3 separate regions of the Homo sapiens genome follow, and all the other regions are linked to region 1. The links are chromatin contacts, found by Hi-C or POLR2A ChIA-PET in ENCODE. All regions are on one chromosome and are shown on one strand. Each heading gives the region's core, a stretch centred on a gene start or an enhancer-like site at or near the end of the contact. The rest is flanking DNA. Distances are from core to core; before and after follow the strand shown.

Region 1 (3,889 bases), core at 1-2,500:
TCAATGTAATATGAGTTAATTTTCTTTTCTTTTTTTTTTCTCTTCTTCCTTCCTCCCTCTTCTTTTTTTCTTTTCTTTACTTTCTTTTGAGACAGGGTCTTGCTCTCCATCACTTAGGCTGGAGTGCAGCGGGATGATTGTGGCTCTATGTAGTCTCAATCTTCTGGGCTCAAGCGATCTTCCCACCTCAGCCTCCCGAGTAGCTGGGACCACAGGTGCCTGCCACCATGACTGGCTATTTTCCAATTTTTTGTAGAGACAGGGGTATCCCTATGTTGCCCAGGCTAGTCTTGAACTCCTGAGCTTTCAAGCGATATCGTCCAGCTGAGATGATGACAGGCGTCATCCCAGCTGGACTATAATATGGGTTAATCTTAATAGCAGCTAAATGTTTAACACATTCTGTGGCAAGGACTGTGCACCGTGCTTCTCTCAACAGCCTAGGAGGTGGGTACTATTATCATTCTCCTTTAAATATGTGGAAACTGAAACTTAGAGAAACTTGCCCCACACTATCCAACTCTTAAGGGGCAGAGGCTGACTTGGAACTCAGGCCACAAGGGATGACCTTCCCCCACCTGTAGAGGGCAGAGATCCTGCTGGGAACCCAGGAAGCAGGCAGGGCCAGGAGAAAAGTCAATACTCCCGCTCCAGACGCTATGGGGAAGGGGCTGCTGGCACCTTGGAGTCTCGGGCCATGAGCCGGCCTTAAAAGGGAGGGGTTCCTTTAAGGGAGAGGGACTTTTCCCCACGAGACCAAAAGTAACTCCCAACTGGGAGAGGGGTTCTCTCCGAGTGGCACGCATGAGCGGATCGATGAAGACCCGGCCAACCGGCTGAGGGAGCATCGGGACCCCCTTTGGGGATCGGAGGAGGAGGATTCCGACAGGAGGGAAGCGGCAGCCCTGGGGAACCAGGATTCCTGGTCGTGGGTGGACCCAGTGGAAAAGGACGTGCGAAGCCTGTACAGAATGGAGCAGGCCGGCCAACAGGGCCGGGGGGCGGCGGGTCCCGAGGAGGGACGGGAGGCTGCATGTCCGGAGGAGGTGCGGGAGGCGGCAGAGCAGGGACCTGGGGACGGCTTGAGCGGAGAGGAGGGGGCCAGCGTGGAGCCAGCCGGGCCGGGGGGCGGGGAGATGGCGGTCTCCGAGGGTGGGGCGCCGGCCGGTCTTGCGGTCTGGAGGCGGGGAAAGAGGCGTGGAAACAGGGACGCAGCGAAGGGGAAAGGAAAGCTGCCAGAGGGCAGGAGTGGAAAGGATCCTGGCGAGCACCGGGAGGAGTGGCGGCTGCGGGATCAGCTGCCGAGCAGGCACAGGGACAGGTGCCTGGAGAAGTACTGGGAGAGCGCCCAGGAGCGCTACCGGCTGAGGGTGGGGAAGCGCAGGGCCAAGCGCGCGAAGCAGGTTGTGGGGGACCGGGTCGAGTGGAAGTACCCGCCGGAGAGGAAGGCCGGCTGGCTGTGGCGCCCAGAGACGGTGGAGTCCGAGGAGGAGGAGAAGGAGGCCTGCAGAAGGAAGAGCAGGCCCTTAGAAGTCCAGCAGCAGCAACTCCGGCGGCCCACAGTCAGATTCAGCACCTGCCTCAGATCTCCACGTCTGTCTCAGCTGCCCCTCTCCTGCTGCCTCTCAGGCACCAGTGCCATTAACGAGCTGGCGAAGATGGGCGACCCGGATCTCCTGGAAGTGTTGGCGGAGGAAGGTAGGACCGCGCCAAGAGGCGTCAAGGGAGAGCCAGGCTGGCTGCCTGCACCCCTCCACCCGCGGCGCAGAGGCCCCGGGGGACGTTGGCGGCCCTGCGGCCTGAGTCCTAGGGAGGTTCGCTGCGTGGCGTGCTCAGCGCGAAACCGGGACTGCGGGGCAGAGTCCCCCGCCTGGGGTGAGTGGGGTTGGTTTCGGCGCCCCACAGATTTCTCTGCTGCTCCTGCGCGCCAGGGACCTGCGACCTGTGACCCCTATGGTTCCGGAACACCCTCCTTGCTCCCCTGCAGGCCTGGGAACCGCCGAGTAATTCAGGGCTGCTAGGCTAGCGCTGCAGTGCTTGGGTCTCCGAACCCAGCCAATGGAAACGAAGGCTTTCCCAAAAAAAGCAGCAGTATAGAGTGCAAGACAGCTATCCCACGTGTAAGGAGCTGGTCCTTGAGTCTTATTACCTCACTCTCTCTGCCCGTTACTTATCATGCTTTGAGATGCTTGTTAATTGTAGGAGTAGCAGATCCTAAAATCTATCAGTTTGAGATACTGAGAGCCATAGGCACTTGGAAAAGCTGCTGCTGCTGCTGCTGCTGTTGCTTTTCAACAGCTTTCATTAAGCCCTTTAGTTCCGTTGAGAAATATTTATCCATTGTTTGCCAAAGCCTTTACACCACCTGTATTCCGTGGACCTATTTTAATACATGTATTTTCCTTAAAATGCACATACTATTTTGCTGCTATCTCCAGGACCCCAGTTCCTTCAATGATATTTTATTTTCATGTCTTGTTTAGTGTTGGATTTAAACACAGAAACAGTTTTCCAAAGTGACAAAAGATCTGATCATTACTATTCAGTCTTCAAAGGCACCGGGAAATACCGTGTGTTACTGCATCCTCCTCGTTCCCTTTTTTAAGCAGCTTTATTGAGATATAATCTATATACTGTAAAATTCACCTATTTGACGTGTAAAGTTGGATTTTTTTTAGTGTATTTACAGAGTTTTGTAACTATCATCATAATCTAATTTTAGAACACTTTCATCACCCCAAATAGAAACCTCTTAGGCAGTCACTTCCCATCCTCCCCACTTCCTACCAGTAATCTCTTTATTGTCTCTATAGATTTGCCTATTCAAGACCATTCGAATAAATAGAATCATACAACATGTGGTCTGTTGTAACTGGCTTCTTTCTCGTAGATTAACGTTTTTGAAGTTAATCCATACTGCAGCTTTTATCAGTGCATCATTCTTATTAATTGCCAAATACTATTCCGTTGTAGAGATATAGCATACCTATCCATTCATCGATGGTAGGATTTGTGTTATTTCCACTTTCTTTTGCTTCTATGAATAATGCTGCTATGAACATTGATGTATCAGTTTTCATATGAACATATGCTTTTATTTTCCTCGGGTATATATCTAGGAGTGGAATTGCTGGATTATGTGGTAGCTTTATATTGAACATTTTAAGAAACTGCCAAACTGTTTTCCAGGCATCTGCATGTTACCTTCCCATCAATAATGTATGAGGGTTCCAATTTCTGTACATACTCACTAACACTTGTTATTGTCTTTTTTATTATAGCCATCCTAGTGGTTGTAAAGTGGTATCTCAGTGTGATTTTGATTCTATTGTGATTTGATTCTACTGACTAATGTAGCAAGTATTTTCATATACTTATTAGTTATTCACGTTTTTGGAGAAGTGTCTATTCAGATCATTTGCCTGTTTACAAAAATTTAGTTGTATTTTTCATTATTGAGTTGCAAGAATTCTTTATATATTCTGAATACAAGTCCCTTATTAGATATATGATTTACAAATATTTCCTCCCATTCTGAGTGTTATCATTCTATGTTCTTAATGGTGTCAGTTGAAGCATACCCCCCTTATTTTTTTTTTTTTTTTATTTTTTGAGACAGGGTCTGGCTCTATTGCCCAGGCTGTAATGCAGGGGCATCATCTCTGCTTACTGAAACCTCTGACTCCCAGGCTCAAGCGATCCTGCCACCTCAGCCTCTGGAGTGTCTTGGACTATGGGTGCTGCACCACGACCTCCCCAGCTAATTATTATTTTTTTTATGAAGATGGGGTTTCACCCTGTTGCCCAAGTTGGTCTTGAACTCCACAGCTCAGCTGATCCACCTGACTTGGCCCCTCAAATTGCTGGGATTACAGATGTGAGCCACAAT
Region 2 (4,366 bases), core at 121-2,620, 430 kb after region 1:
TTGCTAATTCCATGGCTTTAAGTGGAGTACTTCCAATCACTTCCTCTATCCAGAAAATCCGTGACACTACATGCCAGCTACTTTGCATATTTATAACTGTTTAATAAACTATTCAAAATTAGCATCTAAAATAATTATACTTTGGACACACGAAGGCATATATTTGGTGAGAACATTGTAATTTTCATTTTGTAAACTATATATTCTATATTCAAGTAATAACACAGCATTGCCTATACAGAACTGAGGCCTGCGCTGAGACCCAAAACTTGTCTTTTCCTAAATGCACCACTACGAAGAGCTAATAAGAGGTCTGTCCAGATGCTAAGACCAGGTACTTCAAAATCTCCATCCTGCGCTTTACAGGTCTCCAGGGCAGTTAGAACTTTATCTTTCAGAGGTGGAGGGGCCTGACAGAGGCTTTGAAACCTATTGTGCAACTCCTCCCAGGGCACATCTTGGGACTCAGTTCCAACCCAAATGCCTTTCTGAAGGTCATAGTGCAAACGTTGACCCCAGTCTGTTAGCAGACCCAGATAGACAGGAGACAGCGCTGGGTGGCGGCTAGTCACTAAAGTCAAAAGCCCGGCTGGGAGGGCGCGACAAAAGGCAGCAAAGACTTCCGAATTCCCCAGAAGCCAGTGGACTAGCACTTGGCTCCCCTCTCCAGGTGATTTGTGGATGCCGGGTTCCAACTCTTCTTGGGGCCGACGAGACAAAGGCGGCTGCAACAGCGCCACCGCTATCACCTTCAGGAAGTTGTTCTGAGGCAAGCGCTCCCACAGGCTGCTGAGAAACCTGGCGGGACGCTCCGCTTCGGCCTTCCCCACCTCCTGCAGACGCTCCAGCAGCAGCTCCGCCTGGGTCTTCATCAGAGAGTCCTCCTGGAGATTTGGGTTCTCTCTATAGCCATTGAAGCGCAGCATGTGCACCGCAGACCGCCGGCGGGCAAGGCGGGCCAGGCTCTCTTGGAGTGTCTCCTCATCGGCGTCCCGGACGCCCGGGCCGGGAAAGAGTTGCTGCACCAGGTGGTAACGAGCTGCATCCCCGAGGGCCCGGTTCTCCAGCAGGCGCAGAGAGAGCAGGACGTCACAGTGACCGAGGGCCTGGAAGTTCGCTAATCCCGGAACTGGACCCCGCCCAAAGCCGCCCTCTTGCCTCCACTGGTTGTGCAGCCGCCGCTCCAGAGCCGTGCGAATGGGGCCATGCCGACCAAAGCGCCGATGGATGTGGCGCAGGTAGCGCGCCCACTGCAAGGCCCGGCGCACGGTGGCGGGGTCCCAGGTGCTGACGTAGGTAGTGCTTGAGACCGCCAGAAGCTCGGAAAAGCGATCCAGGTGCTGCAGAAGGGATTCCATGAGGTGCGCGAAGGCCCTACTTCCGCTTTCACCTTGGAGACGGCGACTCTCTGCGTACTGATTGGAACATCCGCGAAATGATACGCCTCTCTGCAATGCTATTGGTCGAAATGCATGTCAATCTCCCAGCGTCTTTATCCGTGTTCCTTGACTCTGGGCAACTTAAAAGCCCTAATACTTTTACTTTCGCCACACAAAGAGGTTCTTCTTAGTGGAGGGAGAGCAGATGTAGGGCATCCTACCGAGAATTTCCGGAACCACGTGCGAGATGATGCCAGTCATGAACGTCTCCGCGCTTCCTTTCGCTTTGGAAATATCCTTAAGTAGAAATTTTCTGAGCTTTGCCTAAAACTAGAATCTGTGTTGAGGTTTTTCAAAATTAAGTAACGCCAGAGACATACTGTGACGTGAGGAAACGCTCTTAAATGAAATTTTAAGATCTATTTGAGAAACATGTACTAAAAATGTACTGACCTCCTATTAATGCCAGGCGCTATGCTGAATTCTGGGCCTTCACATTGTCCTTCCATTATTAGAACTGAAGCCCAGATTATTTGAAACAAAAAATAAACTTCAATAATTTATTAAAATTTGCAAAGGAACAAAATTTTACTTCACAATTGTACATTTCGTTTTCGTAATTTTTAGGACAAAATAGCTTAATTGACTCTTCTGTCATACAAATAATCAGCTGAAGGAAATGGCATTTAAGAGCATCGAACAATAATAAATGTTTGATTAAATAAAAACCGTGACAAGAGAGTAGGGAGGAGAAGGTCCTATGTCGCTCACTGATGCACTTAACAAACATTTGTCAACTCCTAGGAGTTGCATTCTGTACAAAATGCACAACAATTCTTACTTAAGTTCATAATATAGTAATTCATTTGAGCTGAATTTCCTTCCAGTCCTAAAGACACAGCCAAAACTATTCGAAAAGTGGGGGAAGGTGTTTTGTTTTGTACTTTAACAAAAAGGGGAAGAGAAACAAATTTAAAAGAGGGGAAGAGTCATTTTTCATTTATTAAAATAAGCATTCCTACACCTTTTAGAAAGTAAAGCAGTGATGTGCATGCTGTTAATTCAGATTTATGCATTTATTTATTTATTTTGAAACGGAGTCTCATTCTGTCGCCCAGGCGCGGCCAATTTTTGTATTTTTAGTAGAGATGGGATTTCACCTTATTGGTCAGGCTGGTCTCGAACTTCTGACCTCAAGTGATCCTCCCGCCTCGGCCTCCCAAAGTGCTGGGATTAGAGGCGTGTGCCACCGCGCCCGGCTATTATTTGATTTTTATTAGTTATCTCAAACTCTTACTTGGTCCTGAAATCGTTATTTTATTTTATCCTAAGGATACTATGAATCTTAAAATTCTTTTTCTTGGCTACTACAAACTTAGAACCAAGTGTGCAGCCTGCCTTTAGCAAATGTACAGGCATCACTAATTCATTTATTTATTCTTATATTTAACACCTATTATGATACATAGTATGAGGTGCTACAGATTTAGTAGTAAAATAAATGCAGTCCTAGCATGAGTGGAGAAGTTCATCTTGTACCATTTAAGAGAGACATTAAATGAATAACCTCAAATGTGATAGTAGGATGAAATTGAGTGGGGTCACCAAGTCTTAGGGGATAGGAAGGTCTCTTTAATTACTGACTTTTCAGGCCGGAGGCAGTGGCTTATGCCTGTAATCCCAGCACTTTGTGGGGCTGAGGCCAGGCGGGTGGATTACCTGGGGTCAGGAGTTCCAGACCAGCCTGGCCAATATGGCAAAACTCTGTCTCTACTAAACAAACAAACAAAAAAATTAGCTGGGCATGGCGGTGCACACCTGTGATCCTAGCTAATCGGGAGGTTAAGGCAGGAGAATAGCTTGAACCCGGGAGGTGAAGGTTACAGTGAGCTGAGATCGGGCCACTGCACTCCTGCCTGGGTGACACAGCAAGACTCCATCTCAAAAAAAAAAAAAAAGGAAAATGGAAAAAAAAAGGAAAAGAAACCAACTTTTCAGTTGAAAGTTCAAAGCTGAGTGTTCAGAGGAGCCTTCAAGGCTACAGGAATCCTTAATTTTTTTTGCAGGTATCTGAGTTGAAAGAACCAGGCCTATTTAAGGAGGTGGAAAAAATCCAAAAAAGCTTTGATTCAGAATGGGGATGACAGTGTATGGCAAGAATTATGCAGATTAACTTTAGCTTCATACCTTTCTACTTATCTGTTTAAATCTTGATTTTAAATTCTTCCTTGAGCATAGTAACGTATAAACTCCTACATATTTCAGATTAGTCTATTTTCATTAAATAAAATGTCTATGAAGTTTCCCCCTCTAAAGAAAGAAAAGCCTAGCATTTCAACCTATATTCTTGAGGCAGGGTGGGGAGGGATACAAAAACTTAATTATAATGCAAAGCAGATTTTATATATTTTGAAAATTTTAAGAATTTTGCTATGAGAGACTAGATAGAAACTGACAGGAGAGTTCTGGGAAGACTACAGAGGACTGATACTTGATTTAGGCCTCAAAGTGTTTGAACAATCATGGGACAGAAGAAAATCCAAGTGAGAGAAATAATATAAGGTAAAATATATGAGAACACAAATGTGTGTACTGTGTGCCATGAATACCAGGAACAATCTCCCTCCTCTTGGTTTTGATCCCCAAATTCCTGGGATACAGTAAATTGGGAAAGAAAAAGGCCAAATTTCAGCAGATTTTATTTTTATTTATTTATTTTGATTTTTTTCTGTTCTTTGGTGAAGTTTTCAAATATTGTAGCTCATAAAACTTTCTTGTCGTCTTTTCATTGCTTTAACAGAATTTTTTTTTTATTTCAATAGCTTTAAGGGTACAAGTGGATTTTGGTTACTTGGATGAATTTCAGTGTGGTGAAGCCTGAGATTTTAGTTCACCCTCTAACTGAGTAGTGTACGTTGTACCCAACATGTAGATTTTTATCCCTCACCCCATCCCACCTCCCCTGCTTCCAAGTTTCCAGTGTCCAT
Region 3 (3,772 bases), core at 1,170-3,669, 470 kb after region 1:
TAATTTTTTCTCAAAGTGTCCTCTAACCTCAATCATTTATTGAAGGTTTGCTTCACTTTTCAGAGTGAGTACTACATATATTATTTTCATTTGGGAGAAGGACTAAGAGAGAAAAGGAGAGTTATCTACATAGGAGGGAAAAATAACGTGTTTTATTGATCATTTTTAAACTCAAAAAAGTATTTATTAGAGAAATGAGAAAATTCATGTTTGAGACAATGTTGAAAGTTTAGAATGTGGGACACACATAGTAATGCAGAAATTTCCCGTGTTAAAGTCCTCTAACTGTGATCACTTGAAAATAAAAACTAAACTGTTTAAATCTGGCTTGACTTCTTTTTAATGGTGTTAAGTTTCAAGGATGTATTTAAACATTTTTCATCTTATTGAAGTATTTGCTTCCTTTGCATTCACATTAGAGAAGCTATAGTTGCTTCAGTTGGACTACATTTTCCTAAGGTGAACAGTTTGGGTTGAGTCCACACTAAACTAAGAAAATACTTAGACAAAAGATTATCTTTGACAAATATATCAGTGAGTGATCAGAATATATAAATAGAAATATTGATTTTGAAAAACAAGATAAAAATCAAATGGGAATTTTTACATATGCTAAAAAAATTAAAATAAAAACACTGTATCCGTGTCTCTTCAGAAATCTTTTGTATTACTTCTCTTTTGTCACCAAAAAAAATATTCAGTACAACTCTTAGATGTTAATGAAAGAAAAAACACATTATTTATTTCTTCTCGTATTTTTCTTTTCGCTCTTTCTGAGAGACAGAGGATCTGACATAATGCAAAATTTAAGACAAAAAAAAAAATACCTGGAAGAAATGAGCATGGAGAGGGAGTAATTTTGAATGATTATGCTTTCCCAATTCCTCTGTAAGCCTCCTTTTTTTCCCCAAACTGTATTTAGCATTGTTCCTGAATCAACAAAAACATTGCCTTACTCTTAGCTTTTTATAACACCAATAATGAACAATGTGACAAGAATATTCATATCTGGGGAGAAATAGGATGTAAGATTTTGAAAGTTCAAGGTGCTAAATTTTTTGAACTCATTACATATTTGGATAATTCTTAAATTAGCATTTATTGGCTGATGATGTTTTGATCAGGAAAAATTATCAAGAACATTTGATTTTTTACTAAATTGTATGTGTTCAGACACTCAAAATTCTTTGTTGGGGCTCTAGGAATACTCAGATCTGATCACATTTTAAGAAATTTTATCATTCAGATTCGTTTACTAAAACTCATCAGTAATGAGTTCTGTATGTTTTGTTGTTATTTATGTTTATCCAAGCTGTTATGTTGACCTTTTAAAAATGCTGTTTCTCCTTAAAATTAAGAATAACTATTTTTCCCTTCTTTTAGAAAGCTAAGGAGGAAATGTGGACCTGATAGCTGCAAAAGCAAATTGAACTAAAATAAAAAGTTCGGAGTTCAAGGACTCCAAACTTTTCAATCGGTTTTCTCTTCTTCTTTATTAAATGTATTGCCACTAGAAGCAAATAACTGATGCAGTTTCTGCCAGATAATGGCAATAATAAAGGTGAAATGTGAATATTTTTTAAATTATATCTAAAATCATCCACATCATTTAGCTTGTGGATGTACAGGTAGTTTCTATTTGGGAGTGGGGCTAGGTAACTCATCATTATAAAAATGGTATCCAAGCAAGGATCACAATACCTGTACCACTGCCATTGTAAACATTGGATGGCAATATACATGAAACTGATGAACATGAGAACAAAACAAAATAAAAAGTGTAATACATTTTATTTATGCTCCATGGGAGGTGGTAACCTGTGGGGATCAGCACACTCAGCAAGCGGTCCCCGCGCATTAGAGGTGAATCAGACACTTGAACATCTGTCCACTTCATGGAAGACGTTTCATCTCAGAATACACGTACTAATAAACAACAGTTGGAGACAATTGTCTCTGACATTCAACATAATGCTGAGCTGAGGCTGAAAGAAGGAAGGGTGGAATTGTATTTCCTTTGGTAAAGCAAAAACAGCCGTGAGTACAGCCTCTTCTAAAAATCTGATATTTAAAGAGAATTGTAAGACATCAAAATGTTCAATTTGGAATGAAGAGTGGCCGAAGTTACTGGAAAGCTCGTGCCTCCGTCTGCAAAATCACTGGCCAGGAAAGCAAAAACTTTTCCAACACCCAATTTTAATATTGTGCTAAAGCTATTGACTCTGTTAAACCTCTAGAGTTAAATATGATCCCCTCCCCAGCCCCCACCTTTTCTCTCTTAGGTTAGTGTCTGGGGGACAAGGAGGGGGCTGGAGCTTGGCCCCAACCTCGGAATTGCTGCCAAGGGCTTGTAATACAATCTCTCCCCGTTTGAAGGGTAAATCAGTGTCAACTGCATTTGCGTCCACCAAAAAAAGTAAGCATTTTACTTCCGCTCGGTCTATGAGGACTGATGAAATGTAGGAAATCTGTTTCTGGCAGGGAGAAAAAATCGTTTTCCCAAACAGCACTAAAAGGAGCCATCAGAGAAGTATGAAGAGGGGTAGTGCGGCTGTAGCTGCTGCCGCTGCCGCCAGGCTGGTGGGGTGCGGGGAGCGGCTGCTGCAGGACCTGTGCCTGGAGGGGGCCGGCCCCGAGAAGCTGCAGGAGCCCAGCCCGGAGCCCAAGCGCCTCTGAGAGCCGCCAGCAGCCCAGCTCGGGACGCGGGGGTGAGCACGACTGGCTGGCCCAGTTCTGCGCCAACGCCGCCGCAGCGTGCGCGCACCGCAGCCGGGGCTCACGGGAGCCCCTGCCTGTCTACTGCACCCGGGGCGGCGGGGGAGGGGAGAGGTCATTAAAAAATAACCTCAGGAACGAGGCGGGGAAGAGTGAAGAGCCGCGGACAGTTGGACAGGCTCTTTCTCTAAGAGTGGGTATTCACTGCAGGGGGTGACTTTCTGATTCTCTGGAAACAACCATGTGTTCCTTATCCCTATTGCGGAACACCCCGGACAACCGCAGCACGTAAGCCCGCTGGGGTGGCTCTGCCAACCAGGGACAGAGTGAGGATTTTTAATGAACACATCGATTATAAATGCACACATATGCATTCGTGCACAAGAGTATCTGTAATGCATGCTCAGCATTGTCTGTTATGGTGGGGTGGGATAGAGCCAGAATGGTCTTAAAGGGCTGATCCTGAATGTTTTACTTGAGTCGTTGAGGCCAGGATGGGAGGAAAGAGCGCCACATGTGTGATCTGGGGTGATACTCACTGTGTCTGATGAGTTTGATGAAATTGAGTTTTATGTGAATAAACAAACGCTAGCCGATATATATCAACACACTTTGGGGAGATTTTGCGTGGTATCGTTCTTTTTGTTCAGTCCAAAGTTGAGACTGGAATCTGAAATTGTTTGGGGAACAAAGGAGGCAATTTTGCTTTGGAGACATTATTTATACTGGCAAAATTAAATTCTGTCAACTCAGTATGGTAAATTACCATTAACTTAGCCCAGGTATCCGAAGAAGTTTCCATTGTCTTGAATGAAGAGGGAGCAAAAGCGAGGGTTAACAGATTCTGTTTCTACATTCTAAAAACAATTGAGGTTGGGGGAGGGTTGTTAATTCTTTTCCCAGTTAACCTTTTTGAAATCACAGTCTTTACCCTCTCCATCTTCTTCATCTTCATCCTCTCACCTCCGTGATCTTCTTACAGTGAAGAGTTTGCAAAACTTTATTCTTATAAAATTATCTCCTCCAACCCTCTCCAACAAGGTTAGATCAGTTGTGT

Evidence for each region. A loop is a pair of places that touch in the nucleus more often than their neighbours do. ChIA-PET counts read pairs that join two places held with the same protein, here RNA polymerase II (POLR2A). Pooled maps may share reads with other maps.
Region 2: a map of gastrocnemius medialis shows a loop between it and region 1 (3-fold over the local background). The contact joins the promoter of FANCF here to the promoter of ANO5 in region 1. A Hi-C loop is called at or near these places in 1 of 168 maps with a recorded cell type or tissue (gastrocnemius medialis), 11 of 37 single-sample maps with no recorded cell type and 10 of 50 pooled maps. POLR2A ChIA-PET finds 5 or more read pairs at or near these places in 3 of 52 experiments (WTC11 and activated B cell).
Region 3: a loop to region 1 is called in a map with no recorded cell type, with 5 times the contacts of the local background. The contact joins the promoter of GAS2 here to the promoter of ANO5 in region 1. A Hi-C loop is called at or near these places in 1 of 168 maps with a recorded cell type or tissue (heart right ventricle), 16 of 37 single-sample maps with no recorded cell type and 8 of 50 pooled maps.

Annotation. Positions count from the first base shown.
Region 1 is chr11:22,191,835-22,195,723 of GRCh38, forward strand. ANO5 (anoctamin 5) reads left to right here and starts at 1,251. Exons shown (of 22, transcript NM_213599.3): 1 at 1,251-1,698. The coding sequence starts at 1,659. RefSeq lists enhancers at 409-498, 729-788, 819-888, 1,539-1,628, 1,879-2,068 and a silencer at 1,069-1,118.
Region 2 is chr11:22,624,453-22,628,818 of GRCh38, forward strand. It overlaps FANCF (FA complementation group F), which reads right to left and starts at 1,371. Exons shown (of 1, transcript NM_022725.4): 1 at 1-1,371. The coding sequence starts at 1,358. The coding sequence ends at 234. It also overlaps a transcript of GAS2 not described here. RefSeq lists enhancers at 261-420, 431-480, 861-1,070, 935-1,834, 1,161-1,350.
Region 3 is chr11:22,664,192-22,667,963 of GRCh38, forward strand. It overlaps GAS2 (growth arrest specific 2), which reads left to right and starts at 2,420. Exons shown (of 8, transcript NM_001143830.3): 1 at 2,420-2,708. RefSeq lists a silencer at 2,500-2,659.